Regions from separate parts of the Homo sapiens genome. Here regions 1 and 3 are each linked to region 2. A link is a loop called in an ENCODE intact Hi-C map of the cell type or tissue named here. Cell type or tissue: heart left ventricle. All regions are shown on one strand.

Region 1 (5,000 bases), 110 kb after region 2:
AATAGAGGGTAAAAGGGAGGAGGTATTTCCAAGACTCAAAGGCTAGGACCAAGGGGCAGGAGCTGGAGCCAAAAGGAGACAAGGTACCTGCCAGAGACACTCCCTGAGGCAGGCCTAAGGGAAATAACCTGTTTTTGTCCTTCTTCCTGCCATTCCTCCTGCCAGTGGCTCCCAGTGGCCAATCCCAGCCGGAAGCCAGCTGACCAAGGGCCTGGGAAATGTTGCCTGCAGGGGTGAGTCCCTGCAGGGAAAGGGCAAGAAACGGATCTGAGCCAACAGGACATGGGCTGACCCTGCCTGTGGCTACTTTACACTCTTACCCGTAAATGTTTGAAACGACCTTGCCGTTCAAATATTTCAAACTTGAAACAGACTTTGTATACTTGGGGGTTATCACCTGTCTGAAGGTGAAAGGTGGGAGCTCAATCTAGTCTTAATTTGCATGTATTTTATTATGAACAAGGCTCAGCATCTCTTCACCTGAAGCACAGACACCTACATTGATCAGGGAGTGAAGGGGTCAGAGAGAAGAATGCCAATTATAGTTAATTCACCTCATCTGCCAGGGATGGTCCATTCAGGACCATCAATCAGACAAATGCCCAAACAGGACACGAAGACAATCCCAATGAGCCAAACTAGCCAGCTACCCTCCAATTAGCTCAAGAACTGTTCTCGAAAAACTGAAAGGCAACAAAGTCCCATAGGAATTAAAAACGACTTAACTACACTCTGCACACACTGTAAGGAACAATGTGTTCTTGTAATCTTGTGCCCCCCACTCGCTCCTCTTGTAACTGCCTTCCAGCCATTCATGCCACCATCCTCTCTCTCCTTATCTTGCATTGAAAGAACAATACAGTGGACAAAAAGCTAAATTAACTTATAAAAATAGCAAGTAGGAATCAATTTTTCAAGTCTTTTAACCTGACCATTAACAAAAAAAAGACCTTTTCAATTATCTTTGGCTTCTACCATAACTACTGTTTGAATAGATTATTTACCCTATCTTTTAAACAAGCTTTAACTGACTCCCCCAGATACAGTTCAACATTATGTACTACACTCTAAAAATATACCAAAAAATGTTATGCTTTATAATCTGCTGGCAGCTGAAACGGTTTTCTTTAAAAGAGCTCAACTTTATTTTTTTAAACATGAATTTTAAAGCATTTAAAAATCTAAAAGGTATTAACTGTAAAGAGGTATGTTAACTTCAAAACTTACAACAGCCAAGAGTTAAATGTAAGCACATAAAGTTTATACAATAATTACAATATCACTCATATTTCAAAACTTTGCTTTTCACCTGTTTCAAAAATAAATATCCTAATATTGCCAAAAATATTTTTAAGTGTCTGTCACAAAGCAAGGGAGAAAGCTAGTCATAAACTAAATCAATAAAGGTTAAAAGTTATTTTCCAGCACCTAACATGCTGGCTAGCATTTTGATGGGCAATCAATAAATAAATCTTCATTGTTGAATGTTCCAGTGAGATGAATTAAATGATACACTTAAAACATTCACGTCTTTGATGGTTTTTTTCCAATCTGAAATACACACTTATTCCAGAAACCTGGAAAATATAAAAAGAAAATAAAATAATCCATAATGTCACCAATGTTTATGTTGTTTAAACCATGATGTATAAAACTGCTTATTTTAATGGTTGTAAAATACTTCAATAAACTTCCCATAATTTACCTCACCATGCCCCTGCTGTTGGCGTTGCTGTTTCCAATTTTTTGCTATTTTAAACAGCATAATACACATCTTTATACGTGAGGGGTTTATTTCAAGGTTGCTTCCCTGTGATATATTCCCAGAAGAGATACTAACAACCCAAGGACAATTTTAAGACTTTTGATACTTCATATCATCCTTTGTTATAGTACTCAAGACCTGCAAATTGCTGGAGCACATTAAAGCCTCCTCTTTTCCTCTTTATTCCTGCTTTAATCTTCAAGTCTACATTTCTTTACTCACAGAGCCCAAAGCACCTTACAAACAAAACTGCCAAGCCAGCTAGCTGCCTTGACGCTAATGTCCAACGTCTGCATATTACAGTTGTCTTTCTTTTCTAACAAGGGAAAACAGCTATGCCCAAATTGTGACAGGCAGGAAACACGACATCCACCGGGAACCCATTCCTTAGGATCTCATGGCTCCAGACAGCCTGACTGTAGGAGGGTTCGCAACTGGGCGCCTTCGTTCCACAGCGCTCCCATCAACACACCCACTCGGTGCCACAGTGCTACCCCTAGCTTCAACTATAAGAACTGAACTCGCCAAATGCCATGACGGGTGCCAACTTCCCACCATCCTGGCTGCATCGCGTCTTTCAGCAAAAAAACATCTCCCTCTGAGCAGCACTTGAATTCTGGAAGGCACCTTGATGATGAACCACTTCATCCTGAAGCATTCAATACTGCTGATTCTTACAGGCAGCTGCACCGGCAGCCTGTAATTAAGATTTCTCTAAACTGCTCCCTTATTACATGGGGTTCTGATGATTCTGATGATTTCTCTGTCAGCTCAAAGGAGATCTTCAGGAAAAAAAAAAAAAGTCTAGAGAACCTCAACTTCGGCTGTTCCTGTAAAAACACGGGCATTAACCCTTTGCTTTCCAAAGCGAACACCCACTCCATACAGAGGCACGTTCCTCTGTTTTTAAAATCTAATTCCCAGCATGACCCAGCAGTCATTTGTATTCCACTAAATAATTTCCAACAAACACGATTCCTCCAGCAAGAGGAAACCGAACGTCAGACACAGACCACCTGGGCCACGACGCGCATCGACCCGACCCACTCGGGAGCACACCTGGCTCCGGGCACACCTGGCTCTCCGGTCTTGCCTCTGTGCTGGGTGCAGCTCGTGTCTCCCACCCTCGGCTCCACGGAGTTTTTTGCTCAATCTGTCGCGTCTGCCGTTTCCTAAAACGTCTACCCTGAACTGAACTCCAGCTGGCCCCCTCCCCGTTCGAGCAAATCCAGCGACCGTTTCTGACCCAAAGCCAAGCAGACTGTCACGCTTTCCAACCGTTTCCCCTGCCCTCCCGTCCTGTACACTCGAGGAGCCTCCAGTGCAAAACTTTCCCCTCCCGGTTTCCCACCGGCTCAGCCGCTTCCGCCCACCTGAGCTGAAAGGGGGCGTCCGAAACGCCGGGCTCCGGAGGGCATGAACGCCCTTGGCGACAAGATGCGGGGAAGGTCGCCCCGCAAGGTCCCCCGCCCCAGAGGAGCGACACCCAAACCCCGGCCCGAGACTCCGGGGCGACCCCAGCCCGCGGCAGCCCCGGCCTGGTACCCAGACCCTCGCCAGCGCCGAACGGCGACCCCGGCCCGCCCCCTCCCTCGGCCCCCGGAGACCCAGCCTCGGCCCTGGCCCGGCGTGCCTCAGGCCTCCAGCGGACGCCGCTGCCGCTGCCCCCGACCCCGTCTCCTCCGGCGAACCCCGGCCCAGCGCCGCGCCCTCGACCCCCAGCCCCCGGCCCCCGACCCCAGGCCGCCGGCGAGCCCACCACACCTCCGACACTCACCGCCACCACCCTCGCCGCCGCCGTCTTCATCCATCTTGAGGCCACTCCCGCAGCCGGCGAGCCGGGGGCCGGCAGCAGAGGGGCCGCGGGCTGGGGACGCCGCCGGAGGGAGCGCGCAGGCGACCGGGCGGCTCCTCAGCGCGCGGCCCGGGTCGCGGCCGGGCCTCCTCCCGCCGGGCGGGGCCTCGCTGGTCGGCGTGCCGTCACGTGACCCATGCCCCGCCTCTGCCCGCGGTGGGCGGGGCGTGAGGCCGCGCAGCCCCGCCCTCGGGAACCGGCCGGGCCGGCGGCGTCTGCGCTGGGGAAGGCTGTAGACCTGGCCCCTGAAGTGCAGGCCGATCCGGTGTGCGTGGAGCGAAGCCTCCTCGCCCTCAGCATTCCAGTAGCCTGCGGACGGGCGTGGGGCCCCGGACACTGGAACGCCACACTCTGCAAAACCCAGTGGCCAGGGGTGCAACTTGCACGTGCACTCGGGGTAAAAGATCAAGAAACGAATGCATTCAGAAGTCAGGCCTGGCCAGGCTCGGTGGCTCACACCTGTATTCCAATACTTTGAGAGGCTGAGGTGGGAGGATCGCTGGAGAACAAAAGTTGGAGACCAGCCCCGATAACATAGCGACCCAGGCATGGTGGCATGTGCCTGTAGTTCCAGCTACTGGGGAGGCTGAGGTGGGAGGTCACGTCACTTGAGCCCAGTAGGTAGAGGCTGCAGTGAGTTATTATTGCACCACTGCACTCCAGTCTGGGTGACAGAGTGAGACCCTGTCTCAAAAAAAAAAAGAACAAGGTCAGGCCTTCTCCTTCCTAAGACATGCATGTCAGAAGAATTCCAGCCTTTCAGCTGTCTTATATTTAATGGAGCCTCTCCTCCTTCCCTCCTGGTGAGTGCATTTTTAAATTAACAAAATGCAGGGCTTGTAAATGAATGTGGTCATGAGGTTGGAACGGAATCCCGATTCAACACACCTGGGGCTCAGCTCTCAAAGGGCATTGTAGGGGTTGGCCAATCTGGCGGCTGATGCCCTTGGAGTTTAGCGCCAGTCTTCCTTGGAGAGCTGCCAGCTGTCCTGGATTTATGATGCAGGAGGAGCTCTGAATTCAGTTTCCCTTGGGCACAGCCAGGGTCCTCAGCACAGGCCTCCTGGGCAGAAGGCCTCCCCTGGCCCCTGCTCCACATCGATGGATCTCCTCTCTCACTCCCCATATCTCTCTTCCAGTAACTCCTGAAGCATTGCTTGTGGCCCCTCCCAAGCCTTTCTGTTGGAACTCAATCGCATTAAAGAAAAGCAAACATTGTAATGGAGGAGATAGCTCATCTCTAATATAATTTTCCAGCAACTGTTTTATATTTACAAGCTGTCCATTGAACCAAAGGATCCTTCCGTTGTCATCTATCAAAGTGGACAATTTCACCTTTTGGTTCAAGGTTGCGGGATGATTTCAAAGTTCAATCTTCTA
Region 2 (5,000 bases):
GGCTAAATTTTGTGTTTTTAGTAGAGACGGTGTTTCACCGTGTTAGCCAGGATGGTCTCGAGAACTCTTGGTTTTAAAGCATTTTTGATAGAAATACTTTTGCAGCGTATACGTTACTCTCCCGAATCCTTAAACCTGTAGCATTCTGAGTGCACCCTGATGCTCGGTACTGATTTGCTCGCTTGGTTCCTTAGAAGCGTGGGCACCAGCCTCTGCTTGAGTGACACTGCAGAGGCCTCCATGTGGCAGAGCGCTGGCTGCCCCTGCCAGGTGTCCTGGATTCTCTTCTGCCCTGTGGGGCTGTGTCTCCGTCCTGTGGCCACACGCTGTGCTCTTACTGCACTTGAGGCAGCCCCCCACTTCCTCTCCCGTTGGTGTCCGGTGACCGCTCACCCTCGAGAGGAGCTGTGAGCCTGTTAGAAGCGGATGTCACTCGAGTCAGTGGACCTAGAGCGGAGGCTGGCAAACTGCAGCCCTGGGGCCAACTTCGGCCAGTCACCAGACTTTGTATGAACTTGGAGTTAAGAATGGTTTTAACCTTTTTAAGTGGTTGGAAATAATCCCAAAGAACAATGCGTTTCACATGAAAATGATGTGAAATTCAGACCTCAGTGTCTGTGGCTTGATTGGGGCGCAGCCAGGTGCGTTCCCACGCTGTCTGGCGGCTTCGCTGTCACTGCCTGGCAGAGGTGAGTGGCTGCGGCAGGGCAGGGACCGTGTGGCTCGCAAAGCGGAAAATGTTTATTATTGCCCCTTGACAGAAAGGGTTTGTCACCCCTGCCTGGACGCCCATTGTTTGTGTTCACGTGTGAAGCGCATCCCCTCCTCCCAGGGGCTTTTGACGAATCTTCAGGGCTGCCCTGAGGCCTTTTGCTTCTCGGCTGAGTTGTGGGTTAGGTGGAGCTGTGTGTTCTGGGGAAGGCCTGTCCCTCCCAGCAGCCCAGAGCCAGCATGCATTGTTGATTGAGGGGTAAACGGTCCTTAGAGTGTGTGAGAGAGAGCTGGGGGTTGCGGGGTGAGCCCCATGGGGGACATTTGCCCATGGAGTGCTGGGGAAACAGCCGGAGATGAGGACAGGCACCAGCACTGCCGGTGAGGACGGGTTGCCTGCGGGCCTTGTAGACGTTCTGGACATTTCAGAATTGGTTTTGCGTTCCCATTTCAGCGAATCGGGGAAGGAGATTCGTGAGGGCTGCTTGGTACCCGAGGATCCGAGGATGCAGTGGATGGGCTCATTCTGAGTGTGGTGCAGGCTCCCAGGATCATGGGCTTCCAGCTGGGGCTACTGGGAGACAGTGATGGCCCCCGAGGCAGCTGGTCCAGCGGGAGGGAGGTTGAACGTGATCTTGTTTGCCTCGTGTCTCGGGTGCTGTGGTCAGGCGTTGTCTGTGTGGTGGCCCTGTGTTTCCGTCCCCGTCCCACTGCACCGATGACAGGGTTTGCAGCTGGCGCTTCTGCTGCGAGCAGACTGAGGAGCCTTTCTTGTCCTTCTGAGAAGGCCGCTGCCCGGCCCCGCCTCACCCAGCGTCCTGTGGTCCTGCGGGTCCCCCTCTACCCTGGACTTCGGCCCCTTGTCTTTCTCTTTCAAACTCCTCCTCTGGCTCTGTTCCGCCCAGTTCAGTTCTTGGGCCTGATATCTGTTCTAACATCAGGCTGCGTGTGGGTTGGATGGAGCCCTCAGTCATCACGTAAACCCTTTGACATCAGTAAAACCCTGGGAGCAGCCGCTGAGCGCTGGGACATCCCTGCTCACCTCACTGGGGAGTGGCCTCAGGCGCTCACAGGGAACCGCAGTGACTCTGACCATAGCCACTTAACGCACACACACAGCAGAGGCCCTGGCGATTTTGCAACCATCATTAAAATCTCTTTCCTGACCTTTGCTTTCTAGGTGATTGAAAACTCAGCCTCAAAACAAAAAATTCACTAGTTATGGTAAGCTGTTTTCCTGTCTGTTTCCTCATTGTTTGTGGTGGCGCTGAGGGGACGCAGGCAGAGGAGTTTTAATTCTGCGGCTCTGCCTGGGGGCTGGGCTCATAGGAGTTGGCAGAGCCATGGAGAGGCCCCGGCAGGTTCCCAGCCAGCCCAGACCCAGGCCACGCGCTTGGGGACAGACCTAGACCCTCCACCTCATCACGTTTGCATTACTGGCTGGGGAAGACCCGCATCCTTCACGCAGGCAGAGTCGCCCTGTTCCCTTGTGCCTCACTTGGGAAAAGCCAACCCGGCTCACAGCGGCAGAGCCCACGGGCCTTTGATAAACATCTGGGAAGGGAGAGGCCCGGTCCCCAGCACAGGCACCTCACTCAGGAGAGCGGAGCCTTGCTCCCTCGTCCGTCCCGTCCCCTGTGCTGCTGTCTGCGCCCCGAGGTGGCACTGAGCTGGAGCCAGCACCCCCCCAGCAGCCACCGTACAAAACCATAGGAAGGTGGCCCAGGGCCGGGCGGCAGATCAGGACCTCGGAGCTGTGGGGCTTTGTTGGATCACTTCACACAGCGGTCCTGGGAGAGTCACTGGTTTTATACCTGACCCTTGTGGAGCTAGAGGGGACAGTGAACCATTTTTCCCTTGAAAGGAAACTTTGTCCAAATGTGTCTGTCACATGTAGTCAGCAAGAGGAATTTAAAATGAATTGCCAAGTGAAGAGTCTGTGGATTAATTGGCCGTTAATTAACAGGCTTTATCAATGTGTCCTCAAGGGAGAGGCCCAACCCTAATTAAGGAGCTAAACTTCCTGAGTGAGGGGCTGTGAGGATGGAGGTGGAGGAGGCATCTGGGGCGGGTGGTGGCCGGGCCCAGCAGATGGCGCCTCCCTGGCTGAGCTGCCCGCACCGCCAGTTCCCTCATTTCCACTCAGGAAGGCAGAGAAGGCAGAGTGATCTCCTCAAGGAAGAGCTTCCCCAGCCTTCGGGAGCAGCTGGCAGGGCGTCCGGGAATAAGCCCTACACGCCGCCGCCTGCCTCCAACTCACTAACCCTGCGCCTCTTGTCTTTCAGATTCAACGCGTTCAACAGAAGCCATCCCCAGCCCAGCTTAAATTATAAAGATAGACAATAACTCTGTTCCAATCTGCGTGGTGCTTCTTTAGTAAATACTGTACAGATTTTACCATGGAGAACTTTTTTTTTAGTTTTTACCTTTTCTTAATTACCCTTATTCCGAATGGACGAACACTTTCTACCACTGCTGACCATTGTAAAATACCGTGTATATAAATCCCATTGAAATAATGCCCTGGAATAGAACATCTCAAATGCTGCTTAATTACAGACTCAGGTCGATTACTTGTATTTCATGTAATGTTCCTCCAAGTTAGACATCTGGTGCAAGACCAACCGGGAGACCATGGAATTGTCAAAAGTACAAACTGACAGTGTGTATATTTAATTTAAAGACTTATTTAAAAACTCACAAGCTCTCACCTAGACTTTGGAGAGCAGTCTGTTTTCTGTAATGTCTGATACTAGAAACTAATTTGCTTATTTTAGTTGTATTCAAGATTTGAAGATGTATTTTATAGACAAGTTCTGTTTTTGAACTTTGTGGAACTGTTCCAATCAATCAATTTCCCAGTTATGATGAGTATTTACATTATGAATGTATAACCCAGACATGATTTGTAAAGCCGACAGTATGTTTCTATTACACAACACTTTTTGATACAGCGTCTCTTGTCTTCACTGATACTGGAGTCTCCGTTGTCTGCTTGGTCCCTTCGAGTTTCTAGTTACAGACACAATCATACTGTGATTTTATTTTTAATATGGATATGCTATCAAACTGTGATACACTTATAATTCACTGGTCCTGCATCAGGAGATGGAGTGGGGAAAACTGTATTTAATACAGTTTGTATCTGAATAATCTGTATGGTTTATACAGTTTGTGTTGTTCAGAGATGTTTAAAGTTTGATCTTTGTTTTTCTAAAGATTAAAAAAGCACTTGCCCCACTGTAAATATACAGCATGTAAAATTTCTATAGTATATAAATGGCAGCAAATCACACACTTGGCGTCTTTTTACTGTTGTTTTCCCCATTTGCTTCCAGACTCCTTCCTGTCATCATCTGAATTCACTTTCTTAAAACCTTCAAGTAAGTGCTCCTGCCGAAGTCGGCACCTTCGGCCAGGCCATCCCACCTCGGACGGGCAAAGGAAAATTGGAGGGGTGTTTGCTGGACCCAACAATATCTGTTTTAAAGAACCAAGTCTTAGGCTTGTTTTAACAATACATGTGATTTTTATTTAGTGAACACAGTATCTGCAAGAGCTCTGACAGCCATCCACCCTCCAATCTTACTTCACTTTACAACCAAGTATCAATAGAGGCTGTTCCTTCATGCGAGCTGTGGGAGTATATACATCATTGAATAACAGACACTCCAGAAATCAACAGATGTACATTATTTACATATTACTATATTTACCGCAAATAGAAATATTTTCTAAGAAAAAAAGTCAATTTGTGGTTTCTGGTCTACCACAGACCTAACTTCTCAGCAAAGCATATCTATGTAGATATCTGCGTTTGTAACTTTAAAAATAGGCATTGCTTTCTATGAAGCACTAAGTGCTGCTCCATCTATAAATAGCTCCTATTTTCAGTTTGGTACCACATTAAACTGCCCCAAAATGTTCTGTGACCCCAAAGACACAAAGTTGCTGCTTATCTGGGTCCAGGGTCAGTACAATTAAACTCAAATATGAACCAGGGCGGCCAGCAAGACAGGCTGGAAGGGCTGTGGCAGTCGCCGCCGCCTCCCCGCGGGGCTCCCCTCACTGCCTCCTGGCCTCTGTCTCTGGAAAAAAGTATCTTTGGCCAGAGTTGGGACTAACAATTCAAGCCCTGCGCTCAGACGTCAGGGTGGGGAGGAGGAGGACTGTGATTGTGACGCGGCCTGCCCAGGGTGAGGGACAAAAAACAGATGTGTCCTGTTTCAGGGCCGTCCTGGTAGCGGCTGGCCCTGCGCAGTCACTGACCCAGAGTTTTCTGGACCAGG
Region 3 (5,000 bases), 160 kb after region 2:
GACAAGAGGAAAAACTCTGTCTCAAAAAATAATAACAATAATAAATAAAAGACAGTAAGCTGAGTGTGATGGTTCATGCCTGTAATCTCAGCACTTTGGGAAGCCGAGGTGAGAGGATCACTTGAGGCCAACCAAGAGGTTGAGACCAGCCTGGGCAACATGGTGAGACACTCCCATCTCTGCCAAAAACATTAAAAATTAGCCAGGCATGGTGGCAAAAGCCTGTAGTTCCAGCCACTCAGGAGGCTGAGGCAGGAGGATCACTTGAGCCCAGGAGTTTGAGGCTGCAATGAGCAATGTTGGTGCCACTGCACTCCAACCTGGGTGACAGAGTGAGACCCTGTCTCAAAAAACAAACAAGCAACTCCCAGCTCTGCCAGTTCTGAGCAGTGACCTCACCTCCATGTCTTCAGCAGGAAAATGAAAACGACTGCTTTTCAGGACTGTTCTGAAGATGAGATAATATTACACCCAGCAGCTTCACCACCTGTTCACACCTAGAGGTGGGAGCTCAATGAATAGCTGCTATTAGCTGTTAAGATCATCAGTTGCCTGACTGCAGATGAAATATTCTTAGGAATTATGCCACTATTGTCAGTTTATCTCTTAATAACATATATTAGAAGAATAGTGAATATGGGAGAGAACTATGTGCATAAAGATATGAGCTTTTATAACAGAAAGATATGATTTTATAATATACTTATACCTGGCCAGACGCAGTGGCTCATGCCTGTAATCCCAGCTCTTTGGGAGGCCGAGGCCGGAGGATCACCTGAGGTCAGCAGTTCAAGACCAGTCTGTTCCAACATGGTGAAACCCCCATCTCTACTAAAAATACAAAAATTAGCCAGGCACGGTGGCTCACGCCTGTTATCCCAGCACTTTGTGAGGCCGAGGCAGGCAGATCACGAGGTCAAGAGATCGAGACCATCCTGCACATGGTGAATCCCCGTCTCTACTAAAAATAACAAAAAATTAGCTGGGTGCGGTGGTGGGCGCCTGTAATCCCAGCCACTCGGGAGGCTTAGGCAGGAGAAAGGCGTGAACCTGGGAGGCGGAGGTTGTGGTGAGCCGGATCTCGCCACTGCACCCCAGCCTGGGCAACAGAGCGAGACTCCATCTCAAAAAAATTAAATAAATAAAAGAAAAGAAAGAGCAATCATTTATTGATGTTATAGAATAATACAATAGCAGTTCTCAATCTTTTTTAGTAGATTCCAACATTTTAAGCATGTTTCACTACAAGCCACAAAAGAAATTTAAAGTTGTGATTTCTATAGTAAAAAATTGACTTTTTTTTTTTCTTGAGATAGGGTCTCGCTCTCCCTTGCAGGATGGAGGGCAGTGGCATGATCACGGCTCATTGCAGCCTCAGCCTCCCAGGTTCAAGCAATCCTCTCACCTTGGCCTCCCAAGGTGTTGGGATTACCAGCATGAGCCACCATGCTCAGCCATAATGGACTTGTTCTGTGTCACAGATTTCCCTGTAAGGGCATCTAAGAGGCTCTCATGCAAAGGAACAGGCTGAGGAGGAACGCACTGTGGGCCCGCAAATCAGCACAGGTCCTCCCTGCCCCTGCCCCATCCACCTGAAAGGGCCCAGAAAAGCTCCCAACATTGGGAGCCTGTGAACATCCTTGGCAGAAGTGAAAATTCTGACCAGCCCACTCTGAAGAAAACTACTGCTCTTTTAAATTTTTATCTTATTTTATATCATTTTATTTATTTTTTTGGTAGACATGGGGTCTCACTGTGTTGCCCAGGCTGATCTGGAATGCCTGGCCTCAAGTAGTCCTCCCACCTTGTCCTCCCAAAGTGTTGGGATTACAGGCGTGAGCCACCACACCTGGCCCTAAAACTACTGTTCGTGTTGGTGCAGTGTGAAAATGTGGTTTCTTACTGAAAGCCATGCACCAAAATAAAAAATAAACACAAAAATACATTTTACTTTTCTATCACATTTATCTTCTTTCTTTAAGCACCACCTATGGGTATTGAATTAAAGAGCTGCAGCTGGGCCGGGTGCAGTGGCTCATGCCTGAAATCCCAGCACTTTGGGAGGCCGAGTCAGGCGGATCACTTGAGGTCAAGAGTTCGAGACCAGCCTGGCCAACATGGTGAAACCCCATCTCTACTAAAAATTAGCCAGGCGTGGTGGTGGGCACCTGTAATCCCAGCTACTCGGGAGGCTGAGGCAGGAGAATTTTGCTTGAACCTGGGAGGCAGAGGTTGCAGTGAGCCGAGATCGTGCCATTGCACTTCAGCCTGGGCAACAAGAGTGAAGCTCCGTCTCAAAATAAATTAAGTGAACAAATAAATAAAGAGCTGCAGCTGGGTTGGGTACAGTTGTTCACACTTGTAATCCCAGCACTTTGGGATGCCAAGGTGGAAGGATTGCTTGAGCCTGTTATTTGGGGACCAGTCTGGACAACATAGTGAGAACTTATCTCTACAAAAAAATTTTAAATTTAAAAAAGGAAATAGTTACGATCTTGTTGTAAGGTTTGATACATTACACACACTTGCGTTAACAACCCATACTAAACTAAGTCTGACGTTTTTATGTTAATTTTTGCTTAAGAATTTGGCTAAACAAAATAACCATAAAAACATCCCAAAACAGCACACTCCCTAGGTGAACACATGGCTCCCTCTTGTGGTCAACGCGAACCTCACGGGCACAGCCCCGGGGCTTTCTTCCCAACCTCATCCACTCCTCCCAAATTATTATGCAGCCACATAAATTACCATGAGATTCACAAAACAGTCTATCCGGCATCAGCGTTCCATCCAGTGCAGCCTGCTTCAGTCTTTCACCTTCAGAGGGAGGTGAGACTTTCGCATTCTAGCTTAAAATTTGCCCAGAATAAAGGTCACTTAAACTAAGTGATTACTTGGCATCCTCCAATGACACATGACCTCATCTGCCAACTTAAACACAATATATATAAATATATATGCCCGTATCACTTCAAAAATAAGCATTATTAGGCCGGGCACAGTGGCTCACACCTGTAATCCCAGCACTTTGGGAGGCCGAGGCGGGCGGATCACTTGATGTCAGGAGTTCAAGACCAACCTGGCCAACATGGTGAAACCCCATCTCTATTAAAAATATGAAAAAATTAGCCAGGTGTGGTGGCACATGCCTGTCATCCCAGCTACTCAGGAGGCTGAGGCAGGAGAATCTCTTGAACCCAGGAGGCAGAGGTTGCAGTGAGCTGAGATTATGCCACTGCACTCCAGCTTGGGCGACAAGAGTGAAACTCTGTCTCATAAATAAATAAATGAATAAGTTAGTTAATTATAATTAAGAGATGGGGGTCTCCCTATGTTCCTCTGGCTGGTCTGGAACTCCTAGCCTCAAGTGATCCTCCTGCCTCAGCCTCCCAAAATGCTGGGACTACAGGCATGGGCCACCCTCCCCAGCCAGGAGAAGCTGATTTTAATGGAAATTCCAAATGCTTAAACATTTTTAAATTCACGTATTTGCCAAACCTTGCTTTTACACCGTGCAGTAGGAAACCATGAACATTTGTTTAACAATGAATCTGCCTGTGACTTAACCTACTCCTCCCACTTTCCCAAAGGCATCACAACACAAAGCTAAAAAGCACTGTTCTCCTACGGCCGCATTCTCAATTTCCAGATGAATTAAGACACGGAACAAAGCACCTGCATTTAAAATCAACCAAACTCCCCTCTTTTCTCAGCTCACCCTCACATAATAGGTTTTCCTGAACAAGCATGAGTCATAAGTCTTGGAATATGGGAGTGTGAAAAGAAATACTGCTTTCTGGCTGGGTGTGGTGGCTGACACCTGTAATCCCAGCACTTTGGGAGGCTGAGGCAGGCAGATTGCTTGAGCTCAGGAGTTGGAGACCAGACTGGGCAACACAGTGAGACCCCGTTCCTACAAAAAATTAAAAAATTACCCGGGTGTGGCAGTGTATATCTGTAGTACCAGCTACTCAGGAGGCTGAGGTAGGGGGATCACTTGAACCCAGGAGGTGGAGGCTGCAGTGAGCTATGATTGCACCACTGCACTCCAACCTGGGCAATGGAGCAAGACCCTTTCTGAAAAACAGAAACAGGGCCGGGTGCGGTGACTTGTGCCTGAAATCCCAGCACTTTGGGAGGCTGAGGCGAGCAGATCACGAGGTCAGGAATTCAAGACCAGCCTGACCAACATGGTGAAAACCTGTCTCTACTAAAAATACAAAAATTAGCTGTGCACGGTGGCGGGCGCCTGTAATCCCAGATACTCAGGAGGCTGAGGCAGGAAAATCACTTGAACCCAGGATGCAGGGGTTGCAGTGAGCTGGGATTGTGCCATGCACTCCAGCCTGGGCGACAGAGCGAGACTCTGCCTCAGAAAAACAACAACAACAACAAAAACAGAGCCTACTTAGTAATCTTCCAATTACTGATCTTTTTTTTCTTAGAGCATAATCAGAACTCTTTGTGGGGTTTTTGGGGGTGTTTTTGACATAGGATCTCTTCCTGTCACCCAGGCAGGAGTGTAGTGGGGGCAATCACAGTTCACCGCGGCCTCAATCTCCCAGGCCCAAGTGATCCTTCCTCAGTCTCCTGAGTAGCTGGAACTACAGATGCGCGCCACCACATCCAGCTAATTTTTTGTATTTTTGTAGAGATGGTCTTGCTATGTTGCCCAGGCTGGCCTAGAACTCCTGAGCTCAAGTAATCCACCTGCCTCTGCCTCCCAAAGTGCTGGGATTCCAGGTGTGAGCCAGTTATGCACCACCCAGAATCAGAACTCTTAGGAGGCAAACAAGGAAAAACAAAACAGGTTGAATCCACTGCCTTAAAAACAACTAAAAGCAAGCCAGGCAGAGTGGCACTCATGCCTGTAATCCCAGCACTTTAGGAGGCTGAGGCAGCAGGAACCCGGGCAACATATCAAGACCCCCATCTCGATATAAAAATAGTATATATATATACATCCGAGTGAGGTGGCTCACACCTCTAATCCCAGC

What was found. A loop is a pair of places that touch in the nucleus more often than their neighbours do. Peaks named below come from ENCODE experiments on the same cell type or tissue, not always from the same donor. Only the 100,000 strongest peaks of a DNase experiment are listed, where the experiment ranks them.
Region 1: a loop joins it to region 2, with 6 times the contacts of the local background. A loop is called at or near these places in 62 of 110 quality-filtered maps.
Region 3: it touches region 2 in a loop (8-fold over the local background); 98 of 110 quality-filtered maps call a loop at or near these places.

Annotation. Positions count from the first base shown.
Region 1 is chr7:6,268,932-6,273,931 of GRCh38, forward strand. CYTH3 (cytohesin 3) reads right to left here and starts at 3,693. Exons shown (of 13, transcript NM_004227.4): 1 at 3,543-3,693. The coding sequence starts at 3,576. RefSeq lists enhancers at 2,308-3,030, 3,031-3,752 and silencers at 3,071-3,240, 3,561-3,920. In heart left ventricle, a CTCF peak has its summit at 2,260; DNase peaks (open chromatin) are centred at 2,230 and 3,770; H3K4me3 peaks cover 3,119 bases; H3K27ac peaks cover 2,900 bases.
Region 2 is chr7:6,157,559-6,162,558 of GRCh38, forward strand. USP42 (ubiquitin specific peptidase 42) reads left to right here. Exons shown (of 18, transcript NM_032172.3): 17 at 1,892-1,935; 18 at 2,997-4,006. The coding sequence ends at 1,899. CYTH3 (cytohesin 3) reads right to left here. Exons shown (of 13, transcript NM_004227.4): 13 at 4,221-5,000. Among named protein-coding and RNA genes, the nearest start is that of USP42, 55 kb to the left of the region's middle. In heart left ventricle, a CTCF peak has its summit at 2,798 (motif pointing right); DNase peaks (open chromatin) are centred at 2,875 and 4,883; H3K27ac peaks cover 2,236 bases.
Region 3 is chr7:6,320,509-6,325,508 of GRCh38, forward strand. No RefSeq gene overlaps it. Among named protein-coding and RNA genes, the nearest start is that of FAM220A, 26 kb to the right of the region's middle. RefSeq lists an enhancer at 2,743-3,243. In heart left ventricle, a CTCF peak has its summit at 2,659 (motif pointing left); a DNase peak (open chromatin) is centred at 2,683.